2 separate regions of the Homo sapiens genome follow, and region 1 is linked to region 2. Evidence: read pairs that join two places in POLR2A ChIA-PET (ENCODE). Cell type or tissue: GM12878. All regions are shown on one strand. Each heading gives the region's core, and the rest is flanking DNA. Links, peaks and the distances in the headings are about the cores only.

The links. Peaks named below come from ENCODE experiments on the same cell type or tissue, not always from the same donor. Only the 100,000 strongest peaks of a DNase experiment are listed, where the experiment ranks them.
Region 1: POLR2A ChIA-PET joins it to region 2 with 6 read pairs; 3 of 35 experiments call an interaction of 5 or more read pairs at or near these places.

What each region holds. Positions count from the first base shown.
Region 1 is chr9:114,702,700-114,710,365 of GRCh38, reverse strand. No RefSeq gene overlaps it. Among named protein-coding and RNA genes, the nearest start is that of TEX48, 24 kb to the right of the region's middle. In GM12878, for the core only: no CTCF peak of the experiment used is centred there; no DNase peak of the experiment used is centred there; H3K27me3 peaks cover 236 bases.
Region 2 is chr9:115,040,012-115,047,677 of GRCh38, reverse strand. It overlaps TNC (tenascin C), which reads left to right. Exons shown (of 28, transcript NM_002160.4): 17 at 996-1,268; 18 at 5,337-5,459; 19 at 6,594-6,737. Among named protein-coding and RNA genes, the nearest start is that of TNC, 74 kb to the left of the region's middle. RefSeq lists an enhancer at 4,186-4,245. In GM12878, for the core only: no CTCF peak of the experiment used is centred there; a DNase peak (open chromatin) is centred at 4,247.

The sequences.
Region 1 (7,666 bases), core at 1,391-5,390, 340 kb after region 2:
CAGCTACTCGGGAGGCTGGGGCAGAAGGATCACCTGAGTCTGGGGAAATTGAGACTGCAGTGAGCTGTGATCACATCACTGCACTCCAACCTGGGCAACAGAGCAAAACCCTATCTCAAAAAAAATAAGTGTGACCAGAGGACTGAAAGGTATTCCCTGGATTTAGGGACATGGAAGTCATCAGCCACCTCTGCTCCCAATAGGGGAGGTTGTCATTTTCACTGCTGTGACAATAACAATGGTCACAATGGTATCACCTTAGAATTATGTGACATTTTATACTTTTGTAAGCAGTTTATGTTCCACAACCTTCTTCTGTTTTATGGAAATTGTAGATCATAAAGTCACATATTAAGGAACTAGGGAAATTTGTTCCATAAACAAATTGGGGGATATTCTGAACATGCTGAGCGTCTTCAAATTCCCAAAAGGCTGTGCAGTCTTCCAAGCAGAGCTTCAGAGGGCTGTGGGCATCAGGGCCTGACTCAGATGTCTGTAAAATCAGAGTTGTCCAATAACAGGATGTGCTACCTCCAAAGACAATGACAGCCTCACCCTCACTCTACCCACTCCACCTTCTCAAGCACTTTCAAGTTCATTGTCTCATTTCACCTTCAAAACAGTTCTGTGGGGAGAGAGAGGTGGTTTTCCCTGAACTTAACAGATGGAGAACCTGAAGGTCCACTTCTTGTTCCAAGAGCAGTGTTTTGGCCATGCCTTCCATTGGAGACATCTGGGCTGAGCAGTCACCTGTCAGGGAAACCCAGCAAGAATTACTGCCCAGGGGGTAGGGCGTGGTGGCTCACGCCTGTAATCCCAGCACTTTGGGAGGCCGAGGCAGGCAGATCACGAGGTCAGGAGATCAAGACCATCCTGATAACATGGTGAAACCCCGTCTCTACTAAAAAATACAAAAAAATTAGCTAGGTATGGTGGCAGGCACCTGCAGTCCCAGCTACTCGGGAGGCTAAGGCAGGAGAATGGCATGAACCCAGGAGGCAGAGCTTGCAGTGAGCCAAGATTGCACCACTGCACTCCAGCCTGTGCAACAGAACGAGACTCCATCTCAAAGAAAAAAAAATTACTGCCCAGGGGAAGGAGGGAGCGCATGTAGGGGCTGGCAGTGCATGTGCTAGCTGAGATTACTTCTAGCTAAATAATCAGTAACAATGGTTTTCTTCATCACATAGGGTAACACTCTTTACAGATAAGGAAACTAAAGTACAGAGGAAATGTTAGTGAAAAATAAAGGTCCTCCTAGGTTGCAGTGAGCCGAGATTGCGCCATTGTACTCCAGCCTGGGCGACAAGAGTGAAACTCCATCTCAAAAATAAATAAATATATATATAAATAAAATAAAGCTCCTCCCACAGACCCACCAAAGGCAGTGCTTCTACAGACCTCAGCAACAGCATTCCAATCTCACAGCGTTCAAACAATTATTGATCAGTTATTGATGGGTTTGCCTGGAGAAGTGTTCTCCACGCTGATGGGGCACTGGTCAGGGAATTTCTGTCCCTGTGCCCTGCTGCAACAACCCCTTAATGACTGTGCCCTGCATGGGATCAGCAGTGCCCCACACTCAGACTCTGGGTTACTGCTCTTTTGTTCATACTCAGAAAACTCAGCTCTTCTTCTAAGAGTATCACCATGTCAGGGAATAAGGACACAAAGGACTGTGTAGAACAAATTATGAGCAGTGACACAACACTACTATCCAGAAGCAAGGGCAGCCATGGACTGTTTCAACTCTTGAGCAGAACTGATCTCTTCAACCTAAGAAAGTCACTGAGACTCCCGGACATCTTGGTGGAGGGTGGGGGGAGGGGGGAAGTGGGAAGGTGGATCCTCATGGATGCAATGGAAACTTCCTGCTAATTGGGACAGGGAATGCTTCTGCAATTAATTTGAAAGAAATGATAAGCAATGCAATTAATTTGAAAGAAATGATAAGCAAACCAAGTATCTGTCAACAAGAGAATGAATTAATAAATTAAGGTATTTTCACATAGTGAAATACTATATGGCATAAAAAAAGGATGAAAAAGGATATTCACATGTAAAATATCACAGTAAATTTAAAAAAGGCAAATTGCATAAAAATCATGTCATATATGCAGTATGACATAATTTAATGTAGTTCAAAACCTGCAAAACAATGCTTTACATGGCTTAAGGACACACATGTGCCAGTGCAGTAAAAGTATAAGTAAAATGACCAGGAATGATAAAAAGCTCATTCAGCAAATTGGCTACTTGTTGAGAAAGGAGGTGGCACAGAGGAGGATGTGGTAGGAAAGGGATGCACAGGAGGTTCTACCATATTGGAAATGCTTTGTTTCTTAGAATAGGTTAGGTATACCCACCTTACATTATTCTTTATGCCTTATTTCTTTCAAAATATGTTTCCTAATAAATTTTTGTGACCATGCTTATCCCCAAAGCCAGTAAGACAAGTCACAGATATCACGTTTATTAACAAACCTGTCTCCTCTGCTGAAGTGTGAGGATATTCTTTCTTGAGGCCAGAACGACCCAGCTATAACCTGGTCCCAGATTCCTGGTCCTCAGAAACTGTGTAAAATACTAAATGTTTATTGTTATATCAAGCTGCTAGGTTTGGGAATAATTTGTTCCACAAGAATAGAAAACTATTACAAGGAACAACTGAGTATTTTTGAGAAAGCAAGGACATGATGAAAGTGGTATTTTTCCAGACTATCTTGTAACCTCCTAAGGACCAAATAACCAAATTTATTTTTGATCTGCAAAGCCCCAGGGGTTAGCACAAATTGGGAAGAGCTGGTGGCCCCAGGCTTGGTGGGGGACAGAGAGCATGTTAGTAATTTCAGTGCAGCCTCGGCAGACCATTCTTGGTCAACTTTGCACTTTTTTCAATCAAATCTACTTGCCTCAAGGGGACACCCTCCCAAGGACAAAAAGTAGACCTTCAGGCTTCTCTGCAAACCTCCAAAGCTCAGGCAGGCATAGGGGAGGGGCAGCTGATTAATGATGTTTCAGAGGAGATGAGGAAAACATCCTCATCCTGGCCAGGAGATACTGTGCAGCCATAAGGGACAAGATGGCCAGGAATGGAATCAAAGACCTCTGACCTTCCAGCTCTCCTTGCAGCCTGGAAGGACACGATTCCTGGTTTGATGTCTCATTTACCATCTTAGGCCAATGCTTCCAGTTAGCACAAAGGTGAGGGTAGGGTAGCGATGGGTACAGGGATGCCTGTGAAAAAAATACGCAAAGGGAAAAAGAAAAACAATTTGGTAAAGCAAAGGGAGCAATCTGTTTGCCTGGGCTGCAGCATCCAAAGCTGATTCAAAAAGAAAGCTCTGCTGTCAAGTGGAAAATGGGTTTTTCCCTAAAGCAAGCTCTCGAAATTGTCCAAGAATTGAGTGTTCTGTCAGAGGGGGAGGGATGAGATTGATCACAGAAATAGATACAGTCCCCTGAGTGGAAAACATCTTCATTCTGATGTACTGTTAGGAGCTCAGCTCATGGGCATGGTAGGGAAATATTGTACTGGGTTAGGAGTAATCGCTCTAAAGCTAAATTCATCTTCCCCATTTCTTGGGGGTAGAGTAGAGAATAATCAATTATATTTGGGTGCAGTTCACACTGTAACAAGGAAATATGCCCTCTGCCAAAAAAGGTTTGAGAGAGAAGGAGTTGTTGTTTGTTTTGGGTGTTTTTATGAAACTAGTCTTTTAACAGAGCAAAATGTAAAAGACTAAGTAAGATCTTAGAAGTTTACACAGAAGCCAAAGAGGCCTCAGCCTGTTCCCTTAGAAGCTCTCCAATGATCCCGTCCATCTGCGAATGGGAAAGCTGAGATCCAGAAAAGGGAAGCTGCAGAGCCAAGGGCCTACAAAGATAGTTGGCAGAGCTTACACCAGAACCCAGGAACCCACCTGGAAGAGGGCAACAGCTATGAAGTGTTTGAGCCTTTGCAGTCCAGATGGAGGATGAATGTGAGTATGAAGCACTGCTCATTTTTTAGCCATTACTAACACTAGTCTTCTTGGAGAAAGCCTACTCTGGTCATACAAGATGCTGGTAAGGGAAAGAGAACTAGAAAGCAGGAGCTCGCTCACCCAAGCAGAGCTTATAACCAAGAGCAGCATCTTAGCCTCTGGGAATTGAGTTTTCTTGTGCCTGGGCCCAGCATGGACTTCCTCAGAGCTGTGTTTGGGGAAAAGTCAGCTTAGAAATATGGCAGCAGGGGCTACTTAAAAGAAAAGTAGCCATAGGCTGAATGAAAAGGCAGATAAAGATAGCAGGTGGAGTGTCTCAGTACCAAAGAGACCTGGGTGTAAATCCTAGTTCTGCCCCTTCCAGCCATGCGAGCTTGGCCAAGTCACTGTATATCTCTAGCCTCCATTTCCTCTGCTTTAAAATGGAGATAATAAATATGTATCTTGCAGTAAGCTTCAGGGTACATAGGAGGTGCTTGATAAATGTTTTTAACTTTTTCATGCTGAGCTTAAGAAAAAAAAAAGCAGGGGGAACAAGACACTGATGCATGCACAAACACATCACCTGCCCAGATTGACCCTACTTGCCTGCTGTTTGTAGACCATCCTTTTAGCTACCTTAATACATACTAATTTCCTAATGACAGAGATCTAAATACACACTGTGTGTGTCTTGATCACCAAACTTAATGTAGGTCCTCCACCAGACTCACTCCCTGGCCACATAAAATTCCAATGGATTGGGCCATGTGTGGTGGCTCATGCCTGTAATCCCAGCACTTTGGGAGGCTGAGGCAGGCAGATCACAAAGTCAGGAGATTGAGACCAGCCTGGTCAACGTGGCAAAACCCCGTCTCCACTAAAAATACAAAAATTAGCTGGGTGTGATGGCACGTGCCTGTAATCCCAGCTACTTAGGAGGCTGAGCAGAAGAATCGCTTGAACCCGGGAAGCGGAGATTGCAGGAGCCGAGATCACGCCACTGCACTCCAGCCTGGTGACAGAGCAAGACTCCATCTCAAAAAAAAAAAAAAAAAAAATTCCAATGAATTTAGAAGCCAAGATACCCTATGCTCTCCCCTCCCCATCACCTAAATTTTCCCTGGCGGTTCCAGTGACAGGACAGAAAACAGTGGGCAAGCATGTAGGTCCCAGAGCAGGCAGAGCTGGGCTCAGATCCTGCCTCCAACTGGCTGAGTGAACTTGGGCAAAGTGTGGACCCCTGTAAGTCTTAGTTTCCTCATCTGTGAGACAGCAGTGACAATCAATACCTATTTTGCTGGTTTTTATGATGTTTAAAAAAGAAGCAATTAAACATAGAGTCAGCCAATGTTTGTGGTGGTTGCCACTGTTAATATCATATACCATGAAATCAGGGTAGGTTGCCCTCCCCAGAAGGGCAGCTAGGTGTGGCCAGTCTTGGGAATCCAGCCTCTGCTGGGGAGTCGTTACGTGGTTCTAAGCAAGTCATTTAACCTCCCTGAGCCCCCATTCCTTCTTATGGGCAATAGATTTTTTTTCCCCCCAGAGTTTTGCTTTTGTCACCCAGGCTGGAGTGCAATGGCATGATCTCGGCTCATTGCAACCTCCACCTCCCAGGTTCAAGCAATTCTCCTGCCTCAGCATCCTGAGTAACTGGGACTACAGGTGCATACCACCACTCCTGGCTAATTTTTGTATTTTTTTTTAGTACAGATGGGGTTTCACCATGTTGACAAAACTGGTCTCAAACTCCTGACCTCAGGTGATCCGCCTGCCTCGGCCTCCCAAAGTGCTGGGAATATAGGCATGAGCCACCACGCCTGGTGTGGAAAATAGATTTTAATACTATCCAGACCTCAGAATGTTTCTGTAATATTCAACTAAGACAATAGAAATAATAGTGGTTAGAAAACTCTGTAGCATGACTCCATAAAAGGAAAATTATGATTTAGATGTGACTGGACAACAGTAATTCTAAAATGCTTTCATTCCACAGTTACTCAGGATGCAGGCAGAAAAGAGATGAAAATTAGCAGTGGGAGAGGTAAGATAAAATCAAAATATTTGGGGCCTGGAGCAGTGGCTTATGCCTGTAAACCTAGCACTTTGGGAGGCCAATACGGGAGGATTGCTTAAGGCCAGTAGTTCGAGACTAGCCCCATCAACATAGTGAGACCCCATCTATGTTGGAAACCTCTAATAGCACAAAATCTACCCAAAGCAGAACATTTGGATCCCATCTTAAACCCTATTTCGTTATTTCTACTATTATTTCATTTTGGATTACAATCTTTTTTGTCTGTTTACTTCCCAAGAACAGTTGTCTTTTTTCTGTTCTCTGGTGTTACTAAACAATAGAAATACTCCAGTTAAGAGCTTTCATAGCAACAATCCTCCACGTGGCTAGTCAGGAGCCAAGGTAAAATTCTATGGGACAGCAGACACAAAGCACCTCTAAAGCAATACTGGTCTTTCCCACAAAGGGAATGAGGAAGCCAGCTGAGCAAATGCAGGAATCCTTATAGTGGCCTAAAAACATCAGTTCCAGCCATGCATCATCTTTCCAGGTCTTAGAAAGTGGACAAGACCGAGAGATCACACCATGCCCGATTGAATCCAAATGCTGCCCTTTAAAAAGTTACCTTATGCATTAAAATGGTCTCCTCACCCAAAAACAGGGATAACAACATGTATCTAGAGGATTGTTGTGAGGGTTACATGAATAAACTATGTAAAAGGTTTATCCAAGGGCCTAGTGCCTAATTCCTAATTAAGTGCTCAATAAACAGTAGGGTGTTTTTTTTTTTTTTTTTAAATCTCCAGCTGGAACTTTGAGGCTTTCTGTTCTTTGCTGTTTGTATCTGATTTTCCACATAGTATCCTCTTTTGCTTTCCCAATAACCCAACCAGATGTCTATAGATAGGACTCATTAGCACCACTTGACTGTTGGAGAAATGAAGTGACTTGGCCTAGGTCACACCGGGGATGACTAGAGGGGAAGACTCAGTGCCTTCCAAGGCCTGCAGTAAAAGGCTGGCCTCACAGGCCCCAAGGAGAAGCCCCGGAATCACCAGAGGAACAGAGCAAAAGCCAAGGGTGCCAAATCCCATACAAAGCCCCCTACATAGGGTGAAATTCCAGACTCAGTACTCTTATGGAAGAGCAAATGTGACTCAGTTTCCCCACCCCCATCTGAGCCAGGGCCTGGTGCCAGTGCTGCCCAGCTGACTGCCGTCGGAGCCACCAGCACCTGACCACAGACAGGCACCCATCAGCTTCCCACAAAACTTGTCCTGTCGGGCCGGGCGCGGTGGCTCACGCCTGTAATCCCAGCACTTTGGGAGGCCGAGGCGGGTGGATCATGAGGTCAGGAGATCGAGACCATCCTGGCTAACAAGGTGAAACCCCGTCTCTACTAAAAATACAAAAAAATTAGCCGGGCGCGGTGGCGGGCGCCTGTAGTCCCAGCTACTCGGGAGGCTGAGGCAGGAGAATGGCGTGAACCCGGGAAGCGGAGCTTGCAGTGAGCCGAGACTGCGCCACTGCAGTCCGCAGTCCCGCCTGGGCGACAGAGCGAGACTCCGTCTCAAAAAAAAAAAAAAAAAAAACGAAAAACTTGTCCTGTCGGCTTCGGATGAGCAGGCCCCTCTGTGACCGGAAAACCAGACGTTCTGCACCACAGTTTCCAGACTCTGAC
Region 2 (7,666 bases), core at 1,898-5,897:
AAGTCTTTCTAGAGATTACTAGCTCCACAGAATGTTCAAAGGTCCTACTCGGTGAGGAAATTCCACGTTCAAATAAGTTTGGAAAGACTGAGTTAAACAAAGTTAAAGAGGATCTTTAACTGCACGGCTTTTCAGAACACCCTAACGTGCATCATCTCCAAGAAGTACTTATCCAGGCAGTATTTTCCAAACTTATTTGACAAAGGATACTTTTTAAGGAAGAGGATCAAACAGGAATAGTTCACTGTGAGCACACTTTGGGAAACTCAGCTCTAAATCTACATTGACATTGAGTTTTGTCTAGTTAAGGCAATGCAAGATGAAACCCTGGGTCCACAGTATGTAGCACAAAAGGTTCCAACCTCAGTTCTACCATCTGAACATTTATCTAATAGTTAATAAAATAACAAGAAAGAATGCAAAAAAAAAAAAAAAAAGTCAAGGGTAGGAGCCTTCTTTAGTGAAACAGCACTAAGAACAAAGCAAAAAGACCATAACATTTTAAAAGCCATTTTGGGCAGGCTCAAGGAGAATGTAATCAGCAGTATCATCATGAGCAGCTCTACAGATCATTAATGCTGGTTTATTTGTCTTTTCAAAAAGAAAAGAAAAAGGTCTTGCAGGGGATGGGCACTCAGCCACTGGAAGACAGAGAGCAAATGTAAACAATTTACTGGCTTTGAACTTATTTAATAATATGTGGGACGGGCCAATGCTGAGTCCAGATGTGGATTTACTGAATTGCTTTTAGACAAAACTCACATATGCAAACATATGCTTGACTTGTATTGAATGTGTCTACTCCATCTTTCCCCTCTCCTGACTCTACTGGACTTGTTAATGTTGAATGATTTTATTTTTGGTATCTCAGGACACTTCTATCTCTGAAAGCCGGGGCATCACTACATATTGATACCCCTACTGGAGAGAAGATTGCACGGACTGGTAAATGATGTTGTCTTTCCTCCTTCTCCCACCATTTTCTCTCCCTCTAGAAGCCGAACCGGAAGTTGACAACCTTCTGGTTTCAGATGCCACCCCAGACGGTTTCCGTCTGTCCTGGACAGCTGATGAAGGGGTCTTCGACAATTTTGTTCTCAAAATCAGAGATACCAAAAAGCAGTCTGAGCCACTGGAAATAACCCTACTTGCCCCCGAACGTACCAGGGACATAACAGGTCTCAGAGAGGCTACTGAATACGAAATTGAACTCTATGGAATAAGCAAAGGAAGGCGATCCCAGACAGTCAGTGCTATAGCAACAACAGGTACTGTAAATAAACAGGAGAGAACAGAGAAAAGTCATGACTCAGGGGTCTTCTTCTCACAGGGCTGAGTAATCACAGGAGCTTTGGATGCAGGCAGGCTGGCGCTCTGATCCTGACTCTTTCAATTACAGACTGTGTTACCTTGGACAATTTGGCTAAGTCCTTATGCAAAAAAAGTATGATGCCATTTACTTAATAGGGTTGTGAGGATTAAATGAGATAATTCATATAAAGCCCATAGCGGAAGGCCTGGCAGGTAGCAAGGGCCCAGCAAATGAGAGCTATTCACGTTGCCATTAATGCATCATCATCGTTACAATTATCATCTTTTTTTTTTTACGTTCCAAAGATTCTTCCTTCTATCTATTATCTCATCATATCTCATCTCATCATATCATATCTCATCATTTTATCCAGAGATACACTTCCTTGTTCTTTGGCCAAATGTTCGAGCTATACCAAGTAGGGAGATAATGGAGAAGCAGCACGTCTATCTATACACATTAATATTTATAAAATGCTACATGTGAATAATCAGTACGGTGATCAGCAAGGATAAAGGAGAGAGCTGGCAAGATTAACATGCTACTGTTTATGAAGCTCTCTAACTTTGATACTCATAACAACTCTGAAAGGCACCTAGAGTGTCCTTGGAGTTTAATTACCTTTTTCCATAGGAGCTGTTTCAAGGAGAAAAAAAAAAAAGATGGTTAATAATATGACTCTTAGGCCCAGAGTGATGGCTCACACCTGTAATCCCAGCATTTCAGGAGGCTGAGACAGGAGGATCACTTGAGTCCAGGAGTTTGAGACCAGCCTAGGCAACATAGTAAGACCCTACCTGTGCAAAAAAAAAAAAAAAAAAAAATCAAAAACTTAGCCAGGTGTGGTGCCTCATGCCCGTAGTACCAGCTACTCTGCAGGCTGAGGCAGGAAGATCTCTTGAGCCCAGGAGGTTAAGGCTGTGGTGAGCTGTGTTCGTGCCACTGCATTCCCACCTGGACGACAGAGCAAGACTCTGTCTCAAATAATGATAATAATAACAGTAGTAATAATATGACTCTTTGTAATAATAATAATACTAAGATGAACATGACTTTTTAAAGAGAAAAGGAAAAACCTCCAACAAGTCAAGTAAATTATTTCATGAAACTGAGGGAGATGCAGAGACATAGCATTCGCTGGAGATGGCTGCTTCAAAGGGAACCAGGGGACAGAACCACAAAATCACCAGGAGAGATAAAAGGGACCTGAGAGATGATGTAGCTCAACCTCTTCTGTTTGTGCATGAAGACTCTGAGGACCAGAATGGTGAAATGATTTTTCTATGATCATAGAGCTAGATTTGGAGTAAAGCCCAATGACCAGCTTATTCTAATACTATTTAAAATGAGCAGTCTGGATGAGAGAAAACCAATGCATATAGCTACTTGCCATCTCTGACAGGCATAGGCATGACATTTGCCAAAACCTCTCCTTTTTGTCTAAAGATAGATATTTTATATTGTTAAGTTTTCAGGACCTAATAAGTGGCAAGAAATCACCCATGTAAAAATAATAATCAGTATTTGTAGGCTTGGAGAAAATGCTAGAATCCAGGCAGCAACCTAGTAAGAGGGAAAAACCCTGTTTCTTATTAACAGGGACACCCTATCCTGGGATGCAGGTCTCAGTCTCCTCCTCCCTGTGGCTGCCCATAAAACGACTCCAGATCAGAGGCAGAGCCTTGATTTTGATCTTGGTTTATAAACAGTGTTCTTCGAAGTTTACTTCTTCTGATCATTGATTTGTTTTGCTGATCTTTTTTTTCTAGAAGCCCTGCAGTTCTAAAGCAAAAAAGAGAATGAATAATCATGAATTGAATTTTTTTTAAGAACAACAAAAAAAAAAGGCAAGGCAGACCCTGCTCTTTTGGAAAGCCCTCTCTTTGATTTTCTTCTCTAGAGCCTAGTAGCTTATAGCCAAAGAGAGGTGCCCATGCGCGTGCGTGCTTGTGTGTGTGTGTGTGTGTGTGTGTGTGTGTGTCTACATGCCTGTGCTCCAGGACCAGGAGAAGACAGGAAAGGGGGCTCTTGAGCACAGAAGATGCCTAATTTCTATCTTCACCTCATCAAGTTTATAAATTTCCCCTTTTGTTTTTTTTTTTTAATCCTTTCTCCTCTCCTCTCTTCCTCCCTCATACCATTGTAAACTCTTCTCTGTAATGTCCTATCCCTCTTCCTCCTGAGAAGGCCCTGCTGTAGCTCCTCCTCTCACTCACAAGGTACCTCTCCATAGCACAAGCTGCCAGCCCTGGGTGCCCAGGGCAGTAGAAAGGGCAGTGGGAGACAGTGTTGCCTGGTGGTTAAGCCAACAACCATGGGACAGTGTCCTTGGAGTTTCATCATGGCTCTACCTCAATTCCTTCATCTGGAAAATAGAATTTAACTCAAAGGTCAGCCACGAGGTTTACATAAGATCATGAATGTCAAGTATTTAGCAGAATTTCTTTACCCACAGTAACCATATTAGCTATTAATGTGTTTGGCCATAAGATACACCTACTAAAATGTACCTACACCAATGAGGTTTTCAGTCAAAGCAATAGTGCGAGTACACCAGGTTGGCAGAGGGAAGTCCTCAGTGCCTGAGTTTATACACCTCACTGTTTTTTGTTTGTTTGTTTGTTTGTTTTTTCCCAGTTAGACTCATCTCGATCTTTCCTAGGGGACACCTTAAAGTCTAGTATGGCCCATGGAGGAAAGAGGGACATTGGAAAGAAAATAAAGAGAGGGCAATCATATTTACTGAATTCTCACTGCATGCCAGATGCTGTGCTGGGAGTTTCACATTTGTTATCTCTGCTAATCCTCAAAACATCCCTGTGGGTGGGTACCACTTTTCCCTCTGGACAGATGGAGAAACTGAGGTTCACAGAAGTGAAGGGACCTGCCCAAGGTCACCCAGCCTCTCAGTGGTATTTGGACAATGAAGCTCTTTCAGGCTCCAGAGACCCATGTGGTTTCTGAAACTTTCCATGGGCAGGGCAAAAACCCAGGCAGCCACAGAGTCTGGGGGTGGCTACCAGGCCACAGAAGAAAGCTGTAGGAGGAGATGTCTTAGATGAGAGAAAAATGCAGAAAGAGGAAGAAAAAAAAACCCTTGCTGAATTTCTGTGGGTTTCAGCATGTAATAATCCCTGTGGGTTGGAGAGGGGAAAAGATGAGGAAGTGAGTTCCCTAGAGCCTGAAAATTGTTTCCTGAATTCTCTGGGTAGGCATGGTTAGCTGAAGAGGGCAAAAATCGCAGCCAAAAAATACACAGAGAAAAGCCAAAGGAAACTGGGTTTTGAGGGGAGGTATTTTGGGAGGCAGAAACTCCCCCTGGGCATGGCTTTTCTCACAGGTAGACCCAGCGTCCACTGGGTGTTTGCTTTGGTGATGAGCCTGAGGTTGTTCTCTTGGCTTTGGACCTCCTTCCAGTTCTAGGAATGGGTTTGCCCAGGTCAGTGTTTGTGTGAACGTTATTTCCAGGATTCCAGGCTGTGCTTGGCTCTGCTGCCTACTCCTGGGACCCAGAAAGATCACATCACAAGAATGTTCATGGAAGCCTTGGTTTGGTTCTCTGTAAAATGGCTATAATCACATCTTTTTGGGGGCTTCTACAGGAGGATTAAGCCTTATAAATTGCAAAGAACTGTACAGTTGTCAAGTCTTAGTATTATTTAATAAAAGGAACTAGAAAGCAAAGATTTAAGAAAATGTTAAAAATCAAAAATGAACGGGGGTCACATTCCAATCTGGGAAACCATTCTCCCACGATTCCTTGGAAGTCAGCTATGGTCCTATCACTCCCCTTGAATTAGACCAAATGACTTTTCTACAACCCTGGGCCCTGTACCTGAAATGAAACAATTGGTCCTAGCAAGTCACAACTTAACCACAGATCACCACATTCTCCATCCTAAAGGCTTGGCTCAGACACAAATTCTAGGCACTGAGTTTTCCTAAATAAGGAATTCAGGAAGAACCATTGATGAACAAGACAGTTAACTGTTTCTGGGCTTCTCTTGTGCTTTCTTCTTGACAGCCATGGGCTCCCCAAAGGAAGTCATTTTCTCAGACATCACTGAAAATTCGGCTACTGTCAGCTGGAGGGCACCCACAGCCCAAGTGGAGAGCTTCCGGATTACCTATGTGCCCATTACAGGAGGTAGGAGACTCGGAAAGGGGAGAGAGAGGAGGAGTGTTGTGGGTTTGGATGGATTCATGAAAAAGACCCTGATAATTTTCATCCTCTAACATCATGATCAAAGAAAATGAATTCTTTATTTGTGAGACCATCTGGAGAGAAGAGAACTCATTTGTAAAGTGCTATGAGGTTCTTAGAAGAAACTTTCTTGTGAAGGGTCACTTGAACAAGACCTTTTTTAACCTTGAAATTATAAAATTCTATGAGAAATAGATCTCTAGTATTGTTTGCACACAATGGCAAAAGATTCTAAATATATTGGCATTTCTCTCCCTGCGCACACTCATCTGAAAAGCTAGTCTTGGATATATGTGAAGTTTTACCTTTGGGTACCAAATCTGTCTGTCTCAGCAAATGATGGCAAGCTGTGCCTTAGAAAATTTGTGAGTTCTAACTCAAAGCGCATGGGCTATAATAGAGACCACAAGGAGGAAGCCCAGTCAAATCTGCCTAAAGACACTCTGGCAGGTAGTAAGCTACCTGTTGCTGAAAGTGTATAAAGAGAGGATGGTTAATAACCTCTTCACAGGAATGCTGTTTTGTCTCTATAGGAAGTCTGACCAGCTGATGTGCAAGTTCTTCACTAGCCCCCAAATTCTAAGAAATACAATTTCTGTGTTTATTAATAAACACTGCAGCACAAACTTGACTATAATCAACTTTCTTTTCTTAAGTAGAATTTCCTCTAGTAAGGGAGTCTATAATCCTAAGCCAAGACAATGGGTGCAATAGATCTGACATACATTACATAGTAAGCTTCCCATATTGTTTGTGGGGAAAAATAATAAGATAAAATTTGCACAACGTGCCAGCTCTCTACTGAACGGAAACTTGCCATTTTTAGTACGTTGTGACTTCATGTTTTCCCCCGCCCCTCCTGGCTTTGTTTTTGGCATCTGCACCAATAGAAAAAGCATACAAAAAGTAAGCCTTCTTCCCTTATGCCAGAGGGTAGGAGCAAATGAGAAGTCAAGAAAGTGGTGTTTGATGAAGATATAGTTTCATTTCTAAATCAGATACACTCTTTTTGGGGGCAACAGTGAATAAGTGTCAGTGAGGTTCATTATTCCTCATCTTGCTTTTACTGTGTTCCAGGTACACCCTCCATGGTAACTGTGGACGGAACCAAGACTCAGACCAGGCTGGTGAAACTCATACCTGGCGTGGAGTACCTTGTCAGCATCATCGCCATGAAGGGCTTTGAGGAAAGTGAACCTGTCTCAGGGTCATTCACCACAGGTGAGTTGGTGGGGTTGTGTGTGTGTGTGTGTGTTACTATTTTTCAGAGGTCACTTGTGCATCCTATGCCATTTCTCACCTTCAGCCTTGTAGCTCATGACTCAGCAGCTGGAAAAAAAGGGGGGTTTTATTTATGAGATCCTAGTGGAAAGTGAACTGGATTTAGAGTGCCAGAGGCCTCTCTTCTGGCCCATCCCAGCCTCTGGTGAGCTGGGTGACCTTAACCTTGTTGGGCCTCCATTTCCTGGACTATTGTGAAAGAAAAAGTCCAAGTTTGGGAGTCATACTTACCTGAATTTAAATCCAAATTCTACCAACTACATGAGCTATCAGTCCATTTTACTAGGGTCCACTTTCCTTCTCTGTAAAACAGACACAATTCTGCTTCCCTCACAGGGTATGGTAAGGATCACATGAAGCTGTGTTTGTAAAGCATCCTGAAATACAATTGTTCATGTTAGCCCACCATCACCTTCACCTCCCCGCCTATTGCCTGGAACCCTTGTGAGTGTCCCTCAAAGCAGGTGTTTCACATGAGCATGTGATGGTGACAGCTACAAAACAGCTCCTCTCTATTTGGTGGCTCTTGCATTCCAGGCACTGTTACTAAACCCTTCACATTTAATCCCCACAGCTATTATCATCCCCATTTTACAGAGGAGACAACTGAGACAAATGAAATACCTTGGCCAAGCCCACATAATTAGTAAATGCTGGAACCAAATTTGAACATAGGTCGGTCTGACTCCAAACTCTCTATCCTTCTAAAATAAAGAGTTCCTTTCCTAGTGTAACCTGATTTGTACAGTACACTGTAAAGAGGGGAAAATAATGAATTGCATTGAAGGAGAATGAAGTGGAAAATTTCTCTTCAGACAGCCATGTCTCAAAACAATTTATCCTTTGATATGTGAGCAATTATCCAGTCC